Regions from separate parts of the Homo sapiens genome. Here all the other regions are linked to region 4. The links are chromatin contacts, found by Hi-C or POLR2A ChIA-PET in ENCODE. All regions are on one chromosome and are shown on one strand. The core of a region is the stretch at or near the end of the contact, and the rest is flanking DNA. Distances in the headings are between cores, read along the strand shown.

The links. A loop is a pair of places that touch in the nucleus more often than their neighbours do. ChIA-PET counts read pairs that join two places held with the same protein, here RNA polymerase II (POLR2A). Pooled maps may share reads with other maps.
Region 1: POLR2A ChIA-PET joins it to region 4 with 10 read pairs in A673. The contact joins the enhancer-like site here to the promoter of RPL39L in region 4. POLR2A ChIA-PET finds 5 or more read pairs at or near these places in 2 of 52 experiments (A673 and activated B cell).
Region 2: a loop to region 4 is called in a pooled map, with 2.3 times the contacts of the local background. The contact joins the enhancer-like site here to the promoter of RPL39L in region 4. A Hi-C loop is called at or near these places in 4 of 50 pooled maps. POLR2A ChIA-PET finds 5 or more read pairs at or near these places in 2 of 52 experiments (GM12878 and PC-9).
Region 3: a pooled map shows a loop between it and region 4 (1.8-fold over the local background). The contact joins the promoter of AHSG here to the promoter of RPL39L in region 4. A Hi-C loop is called at or near these places in 5 of 50 pooled maps.

What each region holds. Positions count from the first base shown.
Region 1 is chr3:186,591,851-186,597,258 of GRCh38, forward strand. It overlaps the pseudogene PET100P1. Among named protein-coding and RNA genes, the nearest start is that of AHSG, 19 kb to the right of the region's middle. RefSeq lists an enhancer at 5,090-5,384. Within about 2 kb of position 3,206, at least 3 of the 41 ENCODE cell types and tissues checked have a DNase peak (open chromatin) inside an H3K27ac peak, as active enhancers do.
Region 2 is chr3:187,804,511-187,810,376 of GRCh38, forward strand. No RefSeq gene overlaps it. Among named protein-coding and RNA genes, the nearest start is that of BCL6, 62 kb to the left of the region's middle. Within about 2 kb of position 4,606, at least 10 of the 41 ENCODE cell types and tissues checked have a DNase peak (open chromatin) inside an H3K27ac peak, as active enhancers do; they include PC-9, where a contact is called at or near this core.
Region 3 is chr3:186,610,037-186,615,413 of GRCh38, forward strand. It overlaps AHSG (alpha 2-HS glycoprotein), which reads left to right and starts at 3,024. Exons shown (of 7, transcript NM_001622.4): 1 at 3,024-3,318. The coding sequence starts at 3,106.
Region 4 is chr3:187,135,028-187,140,820 of GRCh38, forward strand. RPL39L (ribosomal protein L39 like) reads right to left here and starts at 4,469. Exons shown (of 3, transcript NM_052969.3): 1 at 4,186-4,469. RefSeq lists enhancers at 1,985-2,485, 3,675-4,181, 4,050-4,149, 4,190-4,339 and a silencer at 4,380-4,609.

The DNA.
Region 1 (5,408 bases), core at 1,956-4,455, 540 kb before region 4:
CCAGAAAAAGAGGACAACTATCTGTTTTTTTAAACCTAATAGTATGAGAAAAGTCTCTTCAAGTAAATTGTATCTTCTACTACTCTACAGGACTCAACATAATCATCACTGAATTTATTTCTTCTGATTGCCAGGCACTGTGCTAGGTGCTGGGATATATAAGAGAGCTTTTTAACATAAAACGCACACACCTAATTAGCCAGCAAGCAAGACAAACAAAGGCTGAATCACTGGCCAGTAAGAAATCTTAAATATGTTAGTTAAACATGGAAAGTTGAGTTCATTTACCACAGAAAGAACACTTACAATTAAATTATGACAATGGCCGGGCGCGGTGGCTCATGCCTGTAATCTCAGCACTTTGGGAGGCCAAGGCGGGCGGATCATGAGGTCAGGAGTTTGAGACCAGCCCGACCAACATGGTGAAACCCCATCTCTACTAAAGATACAAAAATTAGCTGGGCACGGTGGTGCATGCCTGTAATCCCAGCTACTCAGGAGGCTGAGGCAGGGGAATCACTTGAACCCGGGAGGCGGAGGTTGCAGTGAGCCGAGATCACGAGATCACGCCACTGCACTCCAGCCTGGGCAAGAGACCGGGACTCTGTCTCAAAAACAAACAAACAAAAAAATGACAGTAAAACATGTTTCAACAGTCTATGCAATAAACAGAGAAGGAGGCCACACTCTGCATTGCCTGCATTATCCATCACAGGATTTTTGCCCTGGGCCTCACAAGCCCAGTCTGTTGATGAGCAAGTGGTTAAAGCTATGTCCCCTTCATGTGTGGCCATTGCCTTTGTAGGGGGCATTTTGAAGACATTGAAGAAGAACGTAAAGGATTCCTCGATTTTTGATCCACTTAGATGGTAAAACTGTAGATAATGAAAGAGATTTTAGAACTCAGAACAAGACCTTTGAGAAATTCTCTGTGAAGCCCATAAGAACAACCTAAAAATAGGCATTTCTACTTGCTATGGTTTGAATTTTAGCCCCCTCCAAAACTCATGTTGAAAATCCCCGATGTGGCAGTATTGAGAGGGGGAGCTTTTAAGAGGCGATTGGATCATGAGGTGATTGCCTTTGTGAATGGATTAATCTACTCATGGACCAGTGAATCAATAGGGTTGTTGGCTTTTATGAAGAGAAAGAGAGGCCTGAACTAGCATGCTCAGCCCCCTCACCATGTGATGCCCTGCACCATCTGGGGAGTCTGCAGTGTCCTCACCAACAGGAAGGCCCTCGCCAGATCTGGCCTCTTGAACTTGCACTTCTCAGCCTCCATAACTGTAAGAAATACATTTTTTTATTTATAAATTATTCAGTTCCAGATATTCTGTTACAAGCAACAGAAAACAGACCAAGACACTTTTTTTTTTCTCAGCTCATTGCAACCTCTGCCTCCTAAGTTCAAGGGATTCTCCTGCCTCAGGCTCCTGAGTAGCTGGGATTACAGGCACCCACCACCATGCCCGCCTAATTTTTATATTTTTAGTAGAGACAGGGTTTTGCTATGTTGGCCAGGCTGGTCTTGAACTCCTGACCTCAGGTGATCTGCCTGCCTTGGCCTCCCAAAGTGCTGGGATTACAGGTGTGAGCCACCTTGCCCAGCCCCAAGACACTATTGATGTGATATTTGAAGGCACTGAACTTGAAACTCTAGGGAAGAACTCAAACCAGCTCATCTGAGCATGTATGTGCATACAGAGAATTTGATCAAGGAAGGTAATGCAAAACTGAGCTGTCACAAACTATCACAGTACGTGGTTTCTAAAATTTATTTCTATGGTGGCCTTTGAAGCACAAACCTTAGGAATTTTCAAGCCCAGACTTTTATCAGCATGGCTCACTTCTGAGAGGAACTGGCTGAGCTGAGAAGTAGCCATAGGCTACCAGCCCTGAGTGTGGTGTCTCTGGAATTCTGGTGATATGAATCCCACATGAATATGAATCCCAGAATGATAATAAAATTTTGGACACTGTGGCCAAACCGTGGATAATTCCTGGATCCACTCAGTGCACAGATATCATGTTGTCTTTTATTTAACTCTTGCTATAGAAACTGAGAGCCCCCTCAATTACATAGACCTAGGTCCAGGAAGGAAACACACTTAATTGACACACCGCACAGTTGTCCAGAAAGCAGTATGTGAAACTGCAGTCTTCTCATTGGTTTGCTCAAACATGATTGTGCTTAGCTCCGAGTCTACAGTTCTAAGTCCAAGTGCTGGCTCTGCGGTGAGACTGGATTTAAATCCCTTCTCTTCCAATTATTAGCTCCATGACCTTGAACAAGTATGACAACCTCTCTGAGCCTCCTCACCCAACTCATATTGTGAAGATTGAACAATATGATATATTTAAAGTACCTGGTATGTAACAAGCACTCATTAAATATTAGGTATTATTACTGTTATATAATAAATGTGACTAAACTTTTTGAACCAATTTGCATCTCTGTTAAGACATATTTTTGAAACACTAACAAATTTCCCCAATGTCAAACAGTGTAAAACATTCATTGACCTGCACAGGTGTGGATTTCTGACCCCGTGACACCCTTTCCTTGGGAAAAAACCAAGAATGTCTCCGCTGAAGAATATCTGCAGAGAATACATGGAAACCAATCCTACATTCTCAGCCTGCTCTAGGCCCAGAAAAACAGAAACTGCTATGAGGGCTATTACTAAACATGGAAAGAGGGAAAGATAAAACAGCCACAGAGCCTCGGGAGAAATGAGAGCAGACATCTCAGGAGCTGGCCTGAGACACGCCACCTGGCAGAGTGTTTGTATAGCAGGAAGCCTCAGACCTCTGACCTTCACTGCTAGAGATCTGGCAGTCCAGAGTTACAGCGCTTGGTGTGACCCATTGCCTTTCCCCACCAGCACTAGGGTAACCAGATCATCTCTGTTTGCCTGGGACTTTTTCTGTTTTAGCACTGAAAGTCCCATGTCCCAGAAACTTCTCAGTCCCAGACAAACCTGGACAGTTGATCCTTCTAAGCCCCAGCATGAAAGGTGCTGCTTGCATGGAAGCCCATGCAGCTCACGTCATTCAGAACTGTTATGAGCAAGTGCAGAGTGATGGCTGAAGGCACAGGAGGGGCTAGAGCTAGGCTGAGTTCTGAGACTGTCTCATGAAGGAGGAACTCATGAGAGCTGTGCATGGAGACCAGGTCGGGCTGCACCATAGCACAACTGTCACCCGGGTGAACACGTGCCAGGGGAGGGCCAGACCAAGGCAGAGCCTTCCCAAGCTGGTTCACAGATTGGCACACACTGAAAACAACATTCTACATTGCACATTTACGCAGGGGACAGGGAGAAAATAATTTTGTTTGGTACAAGTTGTATATGCACCCTCTTCCTTTATATTAAAGATAAATTATTGCATGTGCTGACTATATGATAAAAACATAAGCATAACTATAATTGGCTTTCATTTCCATTTTCTGTTTATTTTAATGAATAATGTTAAACACTTATACATACTAAGAAGATAGGCTACTTACATGGTTATGGGCTTAAAGGCCTCTGGGGAAAAATATATATAATATATTTATAAATAAATATATATTATATATAAAATATAAATATGTAATATAAAATTTATATATAAATATATATAATATAAACATTGTATATTATATAAAATATATATCATATAAACATTGTATATAATATATATAATATAAACATCATATGTTATATATAAATATATATATTATATATACATTTTGACAGAGTCTCACTCTGTCACCCAGGCTGGACTGCAGTGGCACAGTCATGGCTCACTGCAGCCTTGACCTCCCAAGCTCAAGCCATCCACCCATCTCAGCCTCCCAAGTAGCTGGGACCACAGGTGCATGCCACCATGCCTGACTAATTTTCATATTTTTTGTAGAGACGAGGTTGTAAATATCTTTAAATTTTTTTTTTCTAATCGTATGTTGGCAAAATTCTCCCACTTTTGTTTGCTGTATTCCTTTAAAAATTTATTATTATTTTTAAAATACTGTTTATTAATGTTTTTATATAGAGATGTGGATCTCACTATGTTGCCCAGGCTGGTATTGAACTCCTGGGCTGAAGCGATCCTCCCGCCTCGGCCTTCCAAAGGGCTGCGATTACAGGCAGGAGCCACCGTGCTCAGCCTGTTTGCTCTATTATTTTTTAAATTTTTGTTTGTCTCTTTTTGTTTGTTGTGTAGTTATTAATTTTATGAATCTCCTTAAGGTAAATATTAAGGGATTTTTACAATTTAGATAATAAAATATATTAGTTGTTTGCTATAAACAGTGATATTTCAGATTTTTGGCTGACTTGGACTCCTGACAGCTGGCAACAGCCCACTGGCTGGTCTGAGAGTCCCTGTCACAGTCTGAGCTTGAAGGCACAGTTTGCAAAAACCCTCAAGAAGGAAAGCCCAGAACCAGCAAAAAACATCTTTTTTTTTTTTTTTTTTTGAGACGGAGTCTCGCTCTGTGGCCCAGGCTGGAGTGCAGTGGCGTGATCTCGGCTCACTGCAAGCTCCACCTCCCGGGTTCATGCCATTCTCCTGCCTCAGCCTCCCGTGTAGCTGGGACTACAGGTGCCCGCCACCACGCCTGGCTAATTTTTTTTTGTATTTTTTAGTAGCGACGGGGTTTCACTGTGTTAGCTAGGATGGTCTCGATCTCCTGACCTCCTGATCCGCCCGCCTCGGCCTCCCAAAGTGCTGGGATTACAGGCGTGAGCCACCGCACCCTGCCACAAAGAACATTTTTTAAAATGTTCCTCTATTTGCATGAAAGGGCACTGCCTGCTGTGGAAAGGATGGATCCGGTGCACATTCTATCAACTATGGAGAGTCATGCAGGGAAACAGATTGGTTGCTGTCCAGCTTCCAGGTCATTCTAGTGTCATATTAACTCCCCTTTCCGAGTGCTGCCCGGGGCCTATTCATGCCTACCCCTCCCCATATGACTCAGGGAGGGGCTCTCTGTACTCTTGGCAGCCAGAGAAAAGCCCATGATCTCTGGTGTAGAGATGAAGTGGGCACAATTACATCAAAAGGAGAGAGGGAGAGCTCACTCGTGAAAGCTTTCATTTGGTATAAAGAAACAATCAGGGGGAGAAACGAGATGGGGGTGAAGCTGGAGATATTTCGGATGATAATCTACCTCACTTTCCCTGTGGCTATGTTCTGGGTTTCCAATCAGGCCGAGTGGTTTGAGGATGATGTCATACAGCGCAAGAGGGAGCTGTGGCCACCTGAGAAGCTTCAAGAGTTAGAGGAATTCAAAGAGAGGTTACGGAAGCGGAAGCGGCGGGAGGAGAAGCTCCTTCGCGACGCCCAGCAGAACTCCTGAGGCCTCCAAGTGGGAGTCCTAGCCCCTCCCCTGATGAAATATACATATACTCAGT
Region 2 (5,866 bases), core at 3,356-5,855, 670 kb after region 4:
CTTGCTTAAAATAGAGAAAGCCATTCTATGCTTACCGAAACTCTGTCCTCTTCAAACTCACCCCCAACCCACCCCCAACACATAAAGAAGAGGAGGAGCGGGATCCAGGGTTTCCCTCGAGATCTTGGGCCGTGTGCGCTGCCCCACGGGCTTACACTGACACAGATCCTCCCACCTGAGTCTTCACCACCCACAGTCTCATTGTGGATCTTCTCCCCAGTAGGCAGTTTCAGGAGTTTTTCAGGAATCTGCTAGTTTGGAAGTTTATTTACCAGTGAAGTGAATTTCCCTGTCTGCTCTCCTTCCTCTCCTCCCAGTACCCATCTGATAAAGTTACAGAAGGCATCTCGGATTCACAACAACCCTCACCAGCCCCCCACTGAATAGCACATCGTCTGGCAACAGGAGGCGTTTGATTACATTTGGATGGAACGCCTGCATCAACTCCAGTTGTCCCTGAATTGGAACTGATGGGCCTCACGTGCTGCAGCCAACAGTTTGCCTTCACCCACTCCCCTCTCCGAAGGGAACCTTTCTTTGGGAAAACAAGAAACCTACGTGCCATCCTGGGTGAGAGACTAACAGGAGCTGTGTCCCAGCATTGCCTTCCAGGCGAAGCAGACAAGAGTACACTCTCAGAGGTGTGAAACTGCGAGCCGTGCTTCAAGCATCCTAGAAAGAACCTCTAAACCAGGGGACCCAATTGCCCTCTTCAAAGTACCTCTATGCCTCTATGTTCATTTCAACTCACAGGCATTGAGTTCTTACTACATGCAGTATAAGGCATTCTGCTGTTGTCTCCTTAGCAAGCCCTCATAGCCTCCCCTCTCCCATTCTGACTTATTTACTCAGACACTATTCTGTAGGCAGAATATTGGCCCTACAAAAATGTCCATGTCCTGTCCGTGTCCTAATGCCCTGAACTTGTGAATATGTTATATTACATGGCAAGGGAGCATTAAGGTTGCAGATGAAATTAAGCTTGCTGCAGCTGACCATAAAACAGGAAAATTATCTAGGGTTATTCATGTGGCCCCAGTGTAATCACAAAGACCCATAAGTAGGAAAGAGGGAAGCAGAAGTAGAAGAGTCAGAACTAGAGTGGTGGTATCTTGAGAAAGACTCGAACTGCCATTGCTGGCTTGGGGGATGGAGGAAGGGGCCAGGAGCCAAGGAGTACAGGCAGCCTTTACAATCTGGAAAAGGCAGGAAAACAGATTGTTCCCTACGGATTTGTTGATTTTAGTCCAGTGAAATCCATTGTAGATTTCCGACCTCCAGAACTGCAAGAGAATAAATTTGTATTGTTGCAGCCAGCAGCAACACATTCACTGTAGACCTCCTATGTGCCAGGCCTGATACCTGGTGCTGAGAGGGCATTCTCACAGCAAGGGATTTGTACCTTGTATCAGTCATCAGGGTCCCACTAGGGAAACTAAAGCTACTCTAAGTGTCTGAGCAGAACGAGTTTAATGTAGGTCACTGGCGACACAGGTGGTGGAAGAAGTTAAGAAGCTAACCCAGACATTAGCAATAGCAGAAGTTATTACGCTGGTGCTGCTAGACTAGGCCAGAGAGATAAAGAAAGGAGGTCATGTTACTGGAATCCAGAAGCCAGGGTCACCTGGTAGAAACTGGACCACGGTGGGCCTGTCCAGTAGAAGCTGGAGCTATGGGTGGGGATAGAACGAGCCAGAGGTGCTGGCAGAGGCAGAAAGGGAGAGAAATAAACCCAGCTTCTTCCTGCCTCCTGCCCCTCTGTCTCCTGACAATGTCTCCCACTGGCTGTGCCCAGGGGAAGCCAGCTGATGTGGGTACTTGGGATACACAAGGGTCATCCCTCTGTGGTTGAGGGAAGAGCAATGAATGGACTAATGAATCCGAGGATAGATTCATTCATTCCTTTGTAGTTAGGTGTGACTGAGTTCCAGCTAACGGAACATGAGTGGAAATATATGTGCCACTTCCAGGCCTGGCTGTGAAAACCTCCCATGCACACTCCAGCATGGTTCCCCCTCCTGCCAGACTGGTATCTATTCCTTCTCTGTGTTGGTCTCCATGAATCTTGAAATATAACTTATTGTTTAAAATCCAAGTTTTTACCATGATTTCTAAGGCCCTTCATCATGTGGCCCTTCCCTAGCTTCCCACTCTCATTCTGTGTGTCCTGCCCTCATTCACACACCACACTGGCCTTTGCTTTGCTCTCAATATCCCAGGCACGTCCCATCTCAGGGCCCTGCACTTGTAGCTTCTGCTGGACTCCTCTCCTCTTGTCTTTCTCTTAACTGATAACTGTTCACCATTTGGATGTCAGCTCGACTGTTATTTAGTTAGGCGACCACTTACTCCATCTAAGAAAGGCCCCCTTCAGCTTAAATGACAGTCACATTTCCTTATTTTATTTTCCTCATGATACCTGAGATGATTTTGGTTATGTGTTTATTTATGTAGCATAACCTTCCCAAACCTGTAAGCCCCTTGAGGATAGGAGCATGATCTTAATATTTGCTATATCCTTGTATCAGTCAGTTAGATGTTCACCAAAATCTTTCTTTTTCTTGAAAATAGAGCAGGGCTCATTTCAGATTCCTTTGTAGTTAGGTGTGACTGAGTTCCAGCTAATGGAACATGTGTAGAAATATATGTGCCACTTCCAGGCCTGGCTGTGAAAACCTCCCATGCACACTCCAGCATGGTCCCCCCTCCTACCAGATGATGACAAGGCCTCAGGGAGTAGTAGAGGGACGAGATGAAAGAAACCTGGCCTCTTGAATGACTAAGTGAAGGAGAGTTGCCCCAGCAACCTACATTCTCCTCCAAGACTGTTATGTGAGCAAGAAATAAGTTCTGTGTTGACTCATTACATGAGGCTACCCTAACTAAAACAATGCCCAATGCCAAGAGCAGTACCTGGTCCATAATTAGCCCTCAATGAACAGTGATTGAATGACTGACTATTACACACTTAATAATGATGTGTTCAGTGATGAAATGTCTTTTCCCAACACTCGTTCTTCATTTACTAAGCTCCCTGAGGACAAGGATGTTTTATCAATCTCTATACACTCTGTGCTTTCCACTGTACCTAAACCTCAGTAGTCATTCAATGGATGTGTGTTGCATTGAGTTTCCAGGCAATGTAAGGGAGACAATGACTGGCAAAGCATGGTCAAGATGCACGAGCATGAGGAGGTGTTAGACATGCCTGTGACCACCAATGTTGGTGCAGTTCTTGCAAGCTTACCAAGGGCTCTTCACCTGCTTCTTATTTGTAACAACAATTCTGAAATGTAATAACTTTTATAATTCCCATTTTAGACATAATAAATATGAGTTCACAAAGGGATCTTTGCTCAAGATTTTACTTTTTAAAGTGATAAAGCTAGAATTCATTCATTGTTTTGTTTTTTTTGAGAGGGATTATCACTCTGTCACCCAGGCTGGAGTGTGGTGGTGTGATCTCAGCTCACGTCAACCTCCCCCTCCTGGGTTCCAGCCATTCTCCTGCCTCAGCCTCCTGAGTAGCTGGGATTACAGGTGCCCACCACCATGCCCAGCTAATTTTTGTATTTTTAGTAGAGATGGGATTTCACCATGTTGTCCAGGCTGGTCTCAAACTCCTAACTTCAAGTGATCCACCCACCTCGGCCTCCCAAAGTGCTGGGATTACAGGTGTGAGCCACTGCGCCCGGCCCAATTCATTGTTTAAGAATACTTATTGAGTGCCTAAGATGGGCTAGTGCCCTGGCTGAATCTTCTGCACCTACTAGGGGCTTAGGAAATATGAGAACTCAAAGTTCTGAAGAAATTGGAATTACCTCCCAGAAGACAAATGGGAGGCTCCAGGCTCCAGCCGAGGACTGAGAAAATTGCCTGTGTCATGCAGCCGACGTGTTGAGCTGGGATGCCACTGCTGCTGCTGTGTGCCTTATGCAAGTTTCTGGGTGGTCTGCCAGACTCTCCTGGAATCAACAACAGCGCAGGGACCCCCTTTGCAGCTCTTCTACTTGCCCGGGCTAATGGCCCTGGCATTCTAAGTCTGCCCTTTTCCATACATTCTTTCCTCCTTTCTGTGCCAGGATTTCAGTAGATGATTTAGAGTGAGTTCCGGGCCATTTAGCTCAGAGATTTGGGTGAAAGTTTCCTCCCACCCATCCCAGGCCTCAGATAGCCCATCAGGGTATGACCAGGTCCTGTGAAGGAAGGGGAAGAAAAGCTTGTGGAGATTTTCAGGCACAGGGTAGGAGACGTTTCCTCAGCTGCTGCATTTGCCTACTGTAATCTGGCTGTACAAGGCTTGTCAATAATAGATTGGTTGAAAATGTAGGACAAAAAACTCAGGAAGACGTAACTTGCCTACACAGAGACTGCAAAGGCCCCTGGAGGGTTGCTGGCAGGCTGGATGATTTGTCGCTGCAAAGAGGGAAGGCGCTGTTGCCTGAAGGGGCAGGTGGCCGAAAGAAAAGAGGAAGATTAGATGACCAGTTCTTCACAGGGGTTCAGCCTTTACCAGCCTGGAGACACTCCTCTCTGTGCTTGAGCGCCTCTCTCTGTAAATAAATCCAGGCTGCTCTTACAGTGCAGGATGTCCCACATACCGTACATCTGAGGTGGGGTGAAATACAAATATGCCTTTTCATAATAGCTTTACACCTGGTGCAGCAGAGGACTGGTTTATTACCTTGGTAAACAAAAGTTAGAATTCAAGCAAAGTACAAACTTTGCCGAAGGCACTTCTGACAGTGCACCTTGTGTTTGTGAAGTGAACTCGATATATATACGATGTGAAGCAATGGAAGGCTGGGCTTTTTCTTTCTTTCTTTCTTTCTTTCTTTTTTTTTTTCACTTGTCTGATTTGCAAGGTTTAAAAGTTCACGTGTGTGTGTGTGTGTGTGTGAGAGAGAGAGAGAGAGAGAGAGAGAAAGGTTGGGGGAATTTACTTTGGCTCTGGCTTTTTCCAGCATTTTGAAATCATGCTGTTTAGCGTGGAAAAAAATATGTGAGCCAATTTATATTGTTTTCCAGAGAGAATGTACTTCTTGCTGCTCTCAGAGTGACAATGAGAATTTTTGGGTTGGAGACAGGGTAAACCAGTTTGGGGAACACACAAAGGAACCAGGATTTGCATTAAATCTAACTTAAATTAAACAATAAAAAATAAATATTTATTCAGTGCATTTTTTTTTGCACCAAGCACAGAACCAAAAACTTTCATCACCATTATTTCATTTAGTCTTCTCAACCGCATGAAGCAGGGATTCTTGATCAAAATATCCATTTCACAGGTGAGGAAACTGAGGCTATGGTTGCTCAAGTATTCAAGCTTGTGTGTTCTAATTCTAAATTCAGGTTTTTATGCATGTCCCCTAAGCTGTGCACGGGATCACAGACTATATGGTGTCCTGTCACTTTGCTTCTTTTTCCTGAACCCCCGCATTTTTCAGCCTTGTTCTCTGCCTCAATGAATAGTGATTGTGCCACTTCCAGGCCTGGCTGTGAAAACCTCCCATGCACACTCCAGCATGGTCCCTCCTCCTACCAGGTGATGACAAGGCCCCAGGGAATAGCAGTACTTGGGGAAATGACTGATCTTCTCCGTTCTTTGGTGTATTTCTGCCCAGATGATCTCCATACTGCTTACTTATCACCTAGTCATTTGAGCTGCCCTACGACCAGCCAGCACCTTCATGCATTCCAATACCAAGGATCTGAAACATGTGGATTAGATTTCCCCTCAAAACACACATAAGCCGAAAAGCTAAGGCAGAAAGTGCAAAGCAAGAACACATCTTATGTTTGGTTAGCTCCACAAATGCCTCTGCATTCTCCCATCCCCAGCTTGAATAAATCAGATAAGCTTCAG
Region 3 (5,377 bases), core at 1,774-4,273, 530 kb before region 4:
AGGGAACTACCCATTGGCACTAATGCTACAGCCATCTTGGAAAACATACCAAAATATCATCTATTTTCTTCCTCATTTCCAGTAAGTAAATGGCAACATTTCTTTCTAAGGAAACTGAAAAAATCTAAGGGATCATTTTACTCAGCTTGATACCAAAGTTATTTTAGTTTATAAGTATTAGACATATGGAGTAGCTGTGATAAAAGCAAAGATATTCATAAATTACATTTTTAAAAAAGAATTCTGAGAGTGTTCACATATCTAAGTTCCCACAAAAGTCAGCATGAAAGCAGTAACAGAGGAAAAGAGAAAACAGCTGAGCTGACATCACACAACAGCTAAATGGAAGGGGGATAAATTGGCATAGCCAAATAGACTATTTGACTATAAAAATTAAGAGCTTTAAAAATGTGCAAATCATTAGAATCAATAATTTTACTTCTAAAAATCTATCCTGAAAAAAAGAATCAAAAGCCAAAGATTCCTAAATAAAAAAGTGTGTTTTTTTGTTTTTTTGTTTTTTGTTTTTTTTTTGTTTTTTTTTGTTTTTTGTTTTGAGACAGAGTCTCACTCTGTTGCCCAAGCTGGAGTGCAGTGGCACAATCTCCCCTCACTGCAACCTCTGCCTCCCAGGTTCAAGTGATTCTCCTGCCTCAGCCTCCCAAGTAGCTGAGATTACAGGCGTCCAGCACCACGCCCAGCCAATTTTTTGTATTTTTAGTAGAGATGGGGTTTCACCATGTTGGCCAGGATGCTCTCTATCTGTTGACCTCATGATCCACCTGCCTTGGCCTCCCAAAGTGCTGGGATTACAGGTGTAAGCCACCGTGCCTGGCCTGTAAACATGTTTTTAAGTCTACTTAATGACATAGGAAAATATTCAAGTTAAAGCAATAGGTGAAAAAATTTTAACAGCTGTATATGCAGTATAATCAAAATTATATTAAAATATTATTTTACATAGAAAAAAAGAAAAGATATAAATGCATCAAAACATTAACACTGTTTATCTCTGCATGATGAGATTGTGAATGATTTCTTTTTTGAGACAGAGTCTCATTCTGTTGGCTGGGCTGGAGTGCAGTGGCACTATCATAGCTCACTGCAACCATAGCCTACTCCAGGTCTTATGCTATCATCCTGCCTTCATAGTTGGGATTACAGGTGTGTGCCACCTTACCACACTTTATTCAATTTTTCTTTTTTTTGAGTCGGAGTCCCACTCCGTTGCCAGGCTGGAGTGCAGTGGCGCAATCTTGGCTCACTGCAACCTCCACCTCCTGGGTTCAAGTGATTCTCCTGTCTCGGCCTCCCGAGTAGGTGGGACTACAGGCGCGCGCCACCACGCCCAGCTAATTTTTGTATTTTTAGAAGAGACAGGGTTTCACTGTGTTGGTCAGGTTGGGCTCAATCTCTAGGCCTCGTGATCTGCCCACCTCAGCCTCCCAAAGTGCTGGAATTACAGGTGTGAACCACCGTGCCCAGCCCTTCAATATTTTTAAAGATTATATAAAGAAAAGCATAGCTTCCACACACAGTTCAGGAGTCAGGGCCCTGAGTGAAATGGAGTATAAGGTGATGGAAGATTGCCCCTGGCTTTGAGGATCATCTTGCTGGATGACCAGAGTTTGTTTTTCATCTGGAAGAATCATGGTCCCCCTCTTGGAGAGAACCTGGAGTCCTGGCCACACCTTCTGAGCTTCTGACATTAAGATTCGGTGTGGTGTGTGAGCAGCTGGGAGTAAATGTGAGAACAGTCCTGCCAACTACCTTCTCTGCCCCATCACCACTCACTTCACCTCCCTCACCCCGATTCTCACCCCAGAAAATCAATATTAAGCTTCCCTTTGGAGGGGCCCCTCTTCTTTCTTTTTTTTTTAACCAGTTTTTTTTTCTCTGAAGCAATATCAAACATTAGAACAAATTCACCCACACACAATGATGGCCTCTAAATATTTGAAGACCATGTTGGTCTCCATGAGAGGGCTTCTTTGCTTCAGACTAAACCAAACCAGGTCCTTGTGTGATATTTCCCAAGCCTCTCTTTATCCTGCCAACCCTCCTTGGATGTCACACTTGGAATTGTCAAGGGTCACTTAATAGGCAGTGCCTGGAGTCAACACTGGCCCTCTGTTCTGGCCAGAAAGACACACTGTAATTCTGCTGAGTCTGCAAAGAATGTTCAAGGGGTATTTGTGTCCGTAGCTGCTCGTGCAGCATCTCAGCCTGCGGTGTCAGACTCGAACCCAGAGCTGTGTCAAATGAGTCAGGACTCCCCTCTGCTGCCCTTGTGCACTGGCAGGGGCACTAGGTTACTAGTGCTAGGAGACTCTGGTCAGTGCCCATCTGTGCTGTCACATGCAGGGCCCTGGCAGTGAGGTCTGGAGAAGGAAGAGAAGGGGCAGGGAACCCCACACGTTTTGCTGGTCATTTCCCACCGTGGTCCTGCCACGGGAACCCCCTTCTTCCACCTCCATTCCCCACTTTAGGCAGAAACATCTCTCATCCTTTTTCTTTTCTCCAAGAATCTTCCCCCAAAATCTTGGCATCTCCTATACACATCTGTACCTTTGCTATATCTGTGGGCCTTGTTCTCCCTGTAGGACTCCTCTTGGAAAGCTAACTCCCCCTGACATTGGAGAATTTTATCAAATTGCTGAGTATCCTCCCTTCCCTCTCACAGACCCCATGGCATGCTCAGATCACAGTAGAAGACATTTCCTCTGCTGCCAAACCCATGGCACTCTGAGGCTGACTGTGTCCACCTCATTCCCTCAGCTGTCTTCTCTTTGCTGCTATTACCATGTTCCAAGCAGACTTTGGAGCATCTCCCCCACAGCAGCATGGACTTTGGCAGATTTCTTGGGGACCAGCGATGTCCTAACCTGTTTGCTTTTCCAGGGCTGATGTTTGCAGGGTGTTTTTTTTTTTCTTTTGAACCAAAGCAGAAATCATCCTGTATCCTTATGCAATTCTTCCGGCAGGCTCCAACAGATAAATAAAGCCCACCACCCTCCATGGGTCTACCTTTCCCAGCAGAGCACCTGGGTTGGTCCCGAAGCCTCCAACCACCTGCACGCCTGCCAGGGCCTCTCTGGGGCAGCCATGAAGTCCCTCGTCCTGCTCCTTTGTCTTGCTCAGCTCTGGGGCTGCCACTCAGCCCCACATGGCCCAGGGCTGATTTATAGACAACCGAACTGCGATGATCCAGAAACTGAGGAAGCAGCTCTGGTGGCTATAGACTACATCAATCAAAACCTTCCTTGGGGATACAAACACACCTTGAACCAGATTGATGAAGTAAAGGTGTGGCCTCAGGTAAGTGGACCTGCTGTCTATGAGCTGAAATAATGTGTACATGGAGCTCAATCAGGTGCCTCAAAAAATCACCATCACCCAGTGCAAATGAAACCACAGAGGAGTAAATTCTCTGATTTCTTCCCAGGAGTGAGGGAAGGGGCAGGCAGAGGGCAGGAGAGGAGACATTCTGTATGGCAGTCATGGGTGTCAGGAGGGAGCTGGGTGGGGTGTGAGGTGGTGTGCAGGAGAAAAAGTGCTTCAAATGGTAGTGTGCAGATCACAGACAGAAAGTGTAACTTGCTGGAAAAACTAGGACCCAAGAGACCAGCTCCTAGTTGCCAAGTTACCACTGGCTGAAAATCACGTATCTGTCTTTGGTTTGGTTTCTCTCTAACAAAGACTGAGAATGAATAAAACTAGCATCTGGCAGATGCCTACTATATGCCAGGCCCATTCACATAGATTATCTCATTTACTCTTTCCCGGTCCTGCCTCCTGGTGCTGTGTGGTACATATATTGTTCTTGTCTTACCCAAGAGGAGACCAAGGCTCTGTTGTGTGTGTGTGTGCAGTTTTTTTGTTTTTTGTTTTTGTCTTTTTTTTTTTGGTCCAAAATCATATAATTACTAAGTCTTCAGGCTGGGATTTGATTCCATATCTGTGTTCCTTCTTCTACACAAACTGCCTCCCAAAGAGAGTTACCCACATCCCAGAGAGAAGTCTTGGCATAAACACAATTCACCTCCTCACACACTAGACAGGAAACCAACGCAGCTTGAAGCCAGTGACAAGAAAAATCAAGCTGGAAATATGCCTCGGGGATCAGTCAAGAGATTTGGAGAGGTGGAAAGAAGCTGTCTGCCTACTGCCTGTTTTGAAATTAGATTTATTTCTGATTAAGGACAATTCTTTCAGCAAATATGTATTACAAGCCTTCCTTGGACAAGAACCAGAGATATTAGGTTGAACCATATAAAACTGCCATTTTTCTATATCAAAAGCAACCAAATATTGGCCGTTTTAATGGTTCAACCTAATACAGTGGTGAAAAAGGCACAATATGTGCCCACAAGAGCTTACAATCTAGGTTGGAAAATAAGGTCAACAACAGGAAGCCTGGACCGACTGACGACTGCCATCCGTCTCACAAAGAGACAAAATATTTGAAATCAGGATTGCTCCGGATGGATTTTAAGAGTGCTGCAGCCATATTAAAGCACAGTGGTGGTTAGGAGGAAACGCTGATCAAGTCAGGGGAAATGAACACGCAACACGCACATCTGAGGGAAAAGGTAATCATGAATGGGCATTGTGACTTTTACTAAAGGCAGAGCTTCAGAGTTGGTTCCCTTGAGAAACCCAGGTGTACCCGGTTCCTGTTCGCCAGAGCTGTGAACGCTTTCAGGCAGTCACTCTGGGCACACCTGGACATCATAAAATGCGGAGCTTCTCCCAGGGGAGGGGATGCTGAGGCTTCAGGTACTAGTGAATCAGGCAGAACCAATGAGAGGCAAACAGAGCTGGGCTGAGAGGAGAAAAGGCATACTTGTACCTTCTGGATTTTTCAGGCTTCGAAGACAAGATACAGAAACAGGTGAACTCACAAGAATATCTCCAAGGATTGTTGCAAGCTCCCTCGTGTCTACACTAGTGACATCCAGTTTCCTGTCAGAGGGAGACATGCCCTTCCCCATTATCGCCAGCAGGGGGAAGTAGAGAGCAGCATCGTTGCATGCCGGCACCTGCTGCACAAGCCAAGACAAAGGAAAAACCAAGGACAACAGCAGCAAAAACCTCTAGGAGGGAAAAGAAAACGGAGGAAGGAAGGAAAGCAAATAATGAAAAGGAAGAAAGAAAGAAGGAGAGGGAGGGATAGAGGAGATTAAAAAAAGACAGTAAGATATTACCCTACACCACCTTATTTTGCAGCTTGTCTGAGAAAAATCCAAACTTGCATTTTCCAAAGCACTGCTTGAAGAGTGAAATCTTAAAAAATTAAATAAATAATAAATACAAATAAGTGTTAACACCCATTTGTAGTTTTCAAATAGAGCTCAGAGTGAGGGCTGTGGCTCCA
Region 4 (5,793 bases), core at 3,219-5,718:
GGTAGACATTCTTTCCCAACTCAACTTGCCAAGGCTTTTTCGCTTAAAGCTTTCTTAAATTCTTAAGAAATTACATGGCTGTGTGATGGTAGATCCTCCCACCCTGATGGGGCAATCTCATTTCAGTCACCTGCAGGTGTCTACTGGGGTGGAGATCCAGCTTCTAAGGCTTTGTCAAATACTGTGGCTCCTGAGGCAAAGCAGTTCAGAAGCATAGCTGAGACTGAGCCTCATGATGGGACGGTAATATCGTTTGGCTGTGTCCCCACCCAAATCTCATCTTGAATTGTAACTTCCACAACTCCCACGTGTCGTGGGAGGAACCCAGTGGGAGGTGATTGAATCATGAGGGCGGGTCTTTCCCGTGCTGTTCTTGTGATAGTGAATAAGTCTCATGAGCTCTGATGGCTTTAAAAATGGAAGTCTCCCTGCACAAGCTCTCTGTTTGCCTGCTGTCATCCATGTAAGATGTGACTTGCTCCTCCTTGCTTTCTGCCATAATTGTGAGGCCTCCCCAGCCATGTGGTACCGTAAGCGCAATAAACCTCCTTCTTTTGTAAATTGCCCAGTCTCGGGTATGTCTTTATCAGCAGCATGAAAGACTAATACAGACGGGTAAGCAGTGAATAGGCAAAACACACTCGTGGGTGAGGTAGCTCACAAACAGCCTTATCTTTCCAAAGGAAGACATAAACCAAGTGTGTTGATCCATTTTGCCTTGCTATAAAGGAATACCTGAGGCTGGGCAACTTATAACGAGTTTTATTTGGCTTATGGTTTTGCAGGTGGTACAAGCATGGCACCAGCATCTGCTAGGCATCTGATGCTTTAACTCTTGGTAGAAGGTGTAGGAGGAGCAGGCATGCCGCATGGCGAGAGACAGAGCAAGAGAGATGCCAGGTTCTTTTGAACAATTGGCACTCATGTGAACTAACAGACTAAGAACTCTTTCCATGGAACTAGAGGCTCTAGGAGGACTGGATTAGGACTGCATCCAGTACACACTGATGTAAAGCTAACATCTTCCCTCATCACACTGCTTTTGAGAGCCATTCAAAACACTAAAGATCGAGATATTGGAGTCTGCCCATTTTATATTCCATAACTAATGGAGACTGCTCAAGTGAAAGCTTAAATTTACAGGTAATTTTCTGTCCCTATCTACACTTCAGACTAGAGCATCGGCAATTTCTTCACTAAAGCTAATTACTTTTTAAAGTGGTGTGACTGACAAAAAGAAGTCAGCCCAAGGATGCTGCAGTGCCAGAGTTTGTAACAATATAATTAGGAGTGAAGGTTGGTGAGGTGACCACCCTCCCTGATGACATCTTTCTTCCTTTCTCTATAGTTTTACAGTTCACTTATGCAAAACTGGACAATCAAACAGCCAAAGCAGTAGAGATAGGTCTGCCAGCAACTGAGTTGGTTCTAATGCAACAGCTGAGGGAAGTTTGAGCCTTTCTCTGCAGCCCTAGACCATCTGTAATTAGGCTGTGGTTCTTTAACTGCCAAGGCCTTTGAGTTAAGCTGGGTTAGTAAGGTTGTTTGATATGGATCGCATAGGATAAGAGTAGGTAGTGGTATTTTCTGGGAGATAAGAGTCAATGTGAGTAGTTTTTTGGGTGGGGTGGGTGGTGGGGAAGGCAGTTTTTCTGAACATTATAAGAAGTTTCCAATATCTCAAAACTTTTGTAATAGTGTTTTCCCAAAGAAATATAATGTGAGCCCCACATATAGTTACAATTTAAAATTTTCTGAGTCATGTTAAAAAATAAATAGGAACAGGTAAAATTAATTTGAATATATTTTATTTAATCTGATTTATTTAAAATACCATTTAAGCATGTAATTAATATAAAGGTGGATAAAATATTTTAAATTAAAAAGGAGACTTTAGGCTGAGTGCAGTGGCTCACACTTGTAATCCTAACATTTTGGGAGGCGAGAGGATTGCTTCAACTCAGGAGTTTGAGATCAGCCCGAGTATGTTTCTCATAGTGAGACCTCATCTCTACAAAAAAATTTAAAAATTAGCTGGGCATGGTGGTGCATGCCTGTGATCGGGAGGCTGAGGCAGCAAGAGGATGGCTTGAGCCGAGGAGATGAGGTTGTAGTGAGTCATGATTGAGTCAATGCACTCCAGCTTGGGCAACAGAACAACACTCTTCCTCAAAAAAAAAAAAAAAAAAAAAAAAAAGTGTCAGGTGCAGTGGCTCACACCTGTAATCCCAGCATTTTGGGAGGCCAAAATGCTCAGGATCACCTGAGGTCAGGAGTTCCAGACCAGCCTGGCCAACATGGTGAAACCCCGTCTCTACTAAAAATACAAAATAATTAGACAGCGTGGTGGCACATGCCTGTAGTCCCAGCTACTTGGGGAGGTGAGGCAGGAGGATCACCTGAACCCGGGAGGCGGAGGCTGCAGTGAGCCGAGGTTGCACCACTGCACTCCAGCCTGGGCAACAGAGTAAGACTCCGTCTTCAAAAAAGAAAAAGAAAAATTGGCCGGGTGCGGTGGCTCACGCCTGCAATCCCAGCACTTTGGGAGGCTGATGCGGGCAGATCATCTGAGGTCAGGAATTCGAGACCAGCCTGGCCAACCATGGCCAACATGGTGAAACCCCGTCTTTACTAAAAATACAAAAATTAGCCGGGTGTGGTGGCAGGCACAGCTACCACAATCCCAGCTACTCGGGAGGCTGAGACGGGAGAATCACTTGAACCCAGGCAGCAGAAGTTGCAGTGAGCCAGGATTGCGCCACTGCACTCCAGCGACAGAAGGATACTCCGTCTCAAAAAAAAAAAAAAAGGAAAAAAAGAGACTTTAAAAGCTGGTGTGCGTTTTAACATTTGTAGCACATCTTTTTTCAGACCAGCCACATTTCAAGTGCTGAATAGCTACATGTGATTCAATGAGCTTTGGTCAGCTCAGCTTTACAACCTCTCAGGTTCTTTCTCTAAGCAAACTCTCTTAGGTTCTGAAATTGAGAAGGCGTGGAGGGTGACTATTGGATTACAAAGCCTTTATGATTCCAACAACTCTCAGTTAATAGAAGCATCCGTCCTGTCTCTTGATGTCCTAGTGACTAAAGACATGTCTAGAGAAGAAACTCTTTTAACTATATTTTTATATAGTTACATGACAGCCTTTGAGAAAATTGAGAATTAAGGCCAGGCCCAGTGCAAAATGAAAATGTTGTGGAGGTGGCGGGGAGGGGAGGCGGGTGCTGGTTTAAAAATTAAGAATTTCAAGATTGCCATAGCAGAGCAAGAAAGTAAGTACAGGGCCCTTCTGAGCCCTATGTGACTGCACGGGTGGGACCCTTTTGAAGCTAGTCCTGGTCAGGGTTTATGTCTCTGGATGAATCCAGATGTGTAAAAGGCAAGGAAGTGGCGAGATTCCTTGGGCTATCTTTGAGAAACGGGGACCTTAAAGGAGACTGCAAAATCTTACCTACTGGAATTAATGGAGGAAAAGAAAGTGTTTGCGCCTGTGAGAACGCCTTGGAAAGAGGCAGTGAGCAGATGAGGCAGATAGGTAAGACACTTGGTTTTGCTGATTAAACCACTGATGAATCAGTGCCACTCACATCCTGGGTAATTCTAGGGACACTAGTTGGACAACGCTGACATCTGAAGAGGTGGCAGGGCGGAACATGGATCCCTTTAAGGCTACTTTATTGTCGATTTCCTCCTTCTCTAAGCTAGAAACAGGGGGTGCCTGAGTGGCCTCCAGAAGCCACTACTGTAGGCCAGGAGCAGTGCCTCACGCCTGTAATCCCAGCACTTTGGGAGGCCGAGGCGGGCGGATCACCTGAGGTCGGGAGTTCGAGACTGGTGTGACCAATATGGTGAAACCCGTCTTTACTAAAAATACAAAAATTAGCCGAGTGTGGTGGCGCGCGCCTGTAACCCCAGCTACTCAGGAGGCTAAGGCGGGAGAATCGCTTGAATCCGGAGGCGGAGGTTGCAGTGAGCCGAGATCACACCACTGCACTCCAGCCTGGGCGACGGAGGGAGACCCTGTCTCAAAAAACAAACAAACAAACAAACAAACAAAAACGCTACTACTGTTGGAGTCGGCTTGAGCTGTGGCATTGTTGTTTCCAGCCCGTGACCCTCACGCCGCCCTGCTCGTTGGGCGGACCGGGCCCTGGCGGCGGGTGAGGAGGAACCTTTACTTACCGGCGCCCTGGCCTCTGCTTTTTTCCCACTCTAGGACGCAAATCTCGATCTGCAAGGGCCTGGGGCGCGGGCGGAAAAGGCGGGCCCAGCTCCCTCAGGTCTGCGTGTCACCGACCCGAACCCGCTCCGTCGTCCTGACGCCCCCGGCCTAGCTGCAGCCACCTTGTCGCAGGGGCCTTGGTGTCTCTGAGACTCCGAGACGCCTCGCCCCCACCTGGCGTTCGGAGGCGGTTGCCTCGCTGGGCGCAGCAATTCAACCGCCGCGCGCCGGATGCTAAGACCGCGATTTCCCCGGATGCTAGGGCGGTGATTTCCCCCGTGACAGGCCCCGCCCCGGCCCCGCCCAGGCCCGGGCGGTCCCGCCCCACTGAGCTGTGGCTCGGGGAGCCGTGGGTCCGACTCCTGCGTGTGATGTGTCACCAAGTTGACTTTGGGGTCCCCCATTCTTCCTTAGTTCTCTATTTTACCTCAGCGCGTTGTCTAGCTGCTGCCTGGCCACGGTACTTAGCACACAGCGTGACTTAATACTGGATAAACGAGGAAAGGATTCGTACGCCCTGGCGGGGCCAGAGGCTCACAGCTTGGGTTCCCGCGAGCACACGAGCCAGGAACCGCCAATGCCTCCAGGGGGCGCTCTCCCTCCCATCGAGCCACCGCCGGGCCATTGGAGACCAGGAGGACCTCTCAGCTCCATCCCTGCGTCTCTAACAATTGTCTCATTTCCCTGCCTGGAGTCAGTATTACCACTCCCATAACACAGATTTTTAAAATGCAACTAAATTTTAAACGAGTCACTTTATTTAAAAACAACATGAACAAAATGGGATTTCTGCTAATGCAAATATCTATACAAATTTAACGATTTTGGTTCTAATTCTAGATGAAAAGTCAAATCTCCTGTTACATATGAGAAAAGTCAAATCTCCTGTTACATATTAGAAGTTTACCTCTTGTTACCTTTACTGCAACTGCAATGGCAGTTTCAACTGTTTCAACCAAGTAATGTAGTTGGAAATGCTGTTATTAGAAGTATATCTTCCCAGCATTTCGGGAGGCCAAGGTGGGTGGTTTACTTCAGGTCAGGAGTTCGAGACCAGCCTGGCCAACATGATGAAACCCTGTCTCTACAAAAATACAAAAACTAGCCAGGCGTGGTGGCGGGTGCCTGTAATCCCAGCTGCTCAGGAGGCTGAGGCACGAGAATCGGTTGAACCCTGGAGGCAGAGGTTGCAATGAGCTGTACTCCAGCCTGGGCAACAGAGTGAGACTGCATCTCAAAAAAAAAAAAAAAAAAAAAAAAAAAAAAAAAAAAAAGTGGATATGACAGTTCGAATTAGATCTAAAACCTTTCCTAATTACACCAGTTAAATCATGAAATCATGCAATAGTAGAACAGGTGTCTTACCTACCTGCATTATCCTGTAAATATTGACATGTTATTCTACATAATCATAAACTGACCGATCACACATATCTTTAAATCTAATCATCATAACTAAAAACTGTATTTGAATAAAATTAGTGTATTTCTAAATCTGTCTTTAACAGACACAAAGATGTAAATTTGAAATGTCTTGGTAAATGAGGTTAACACAATATAAATATTTT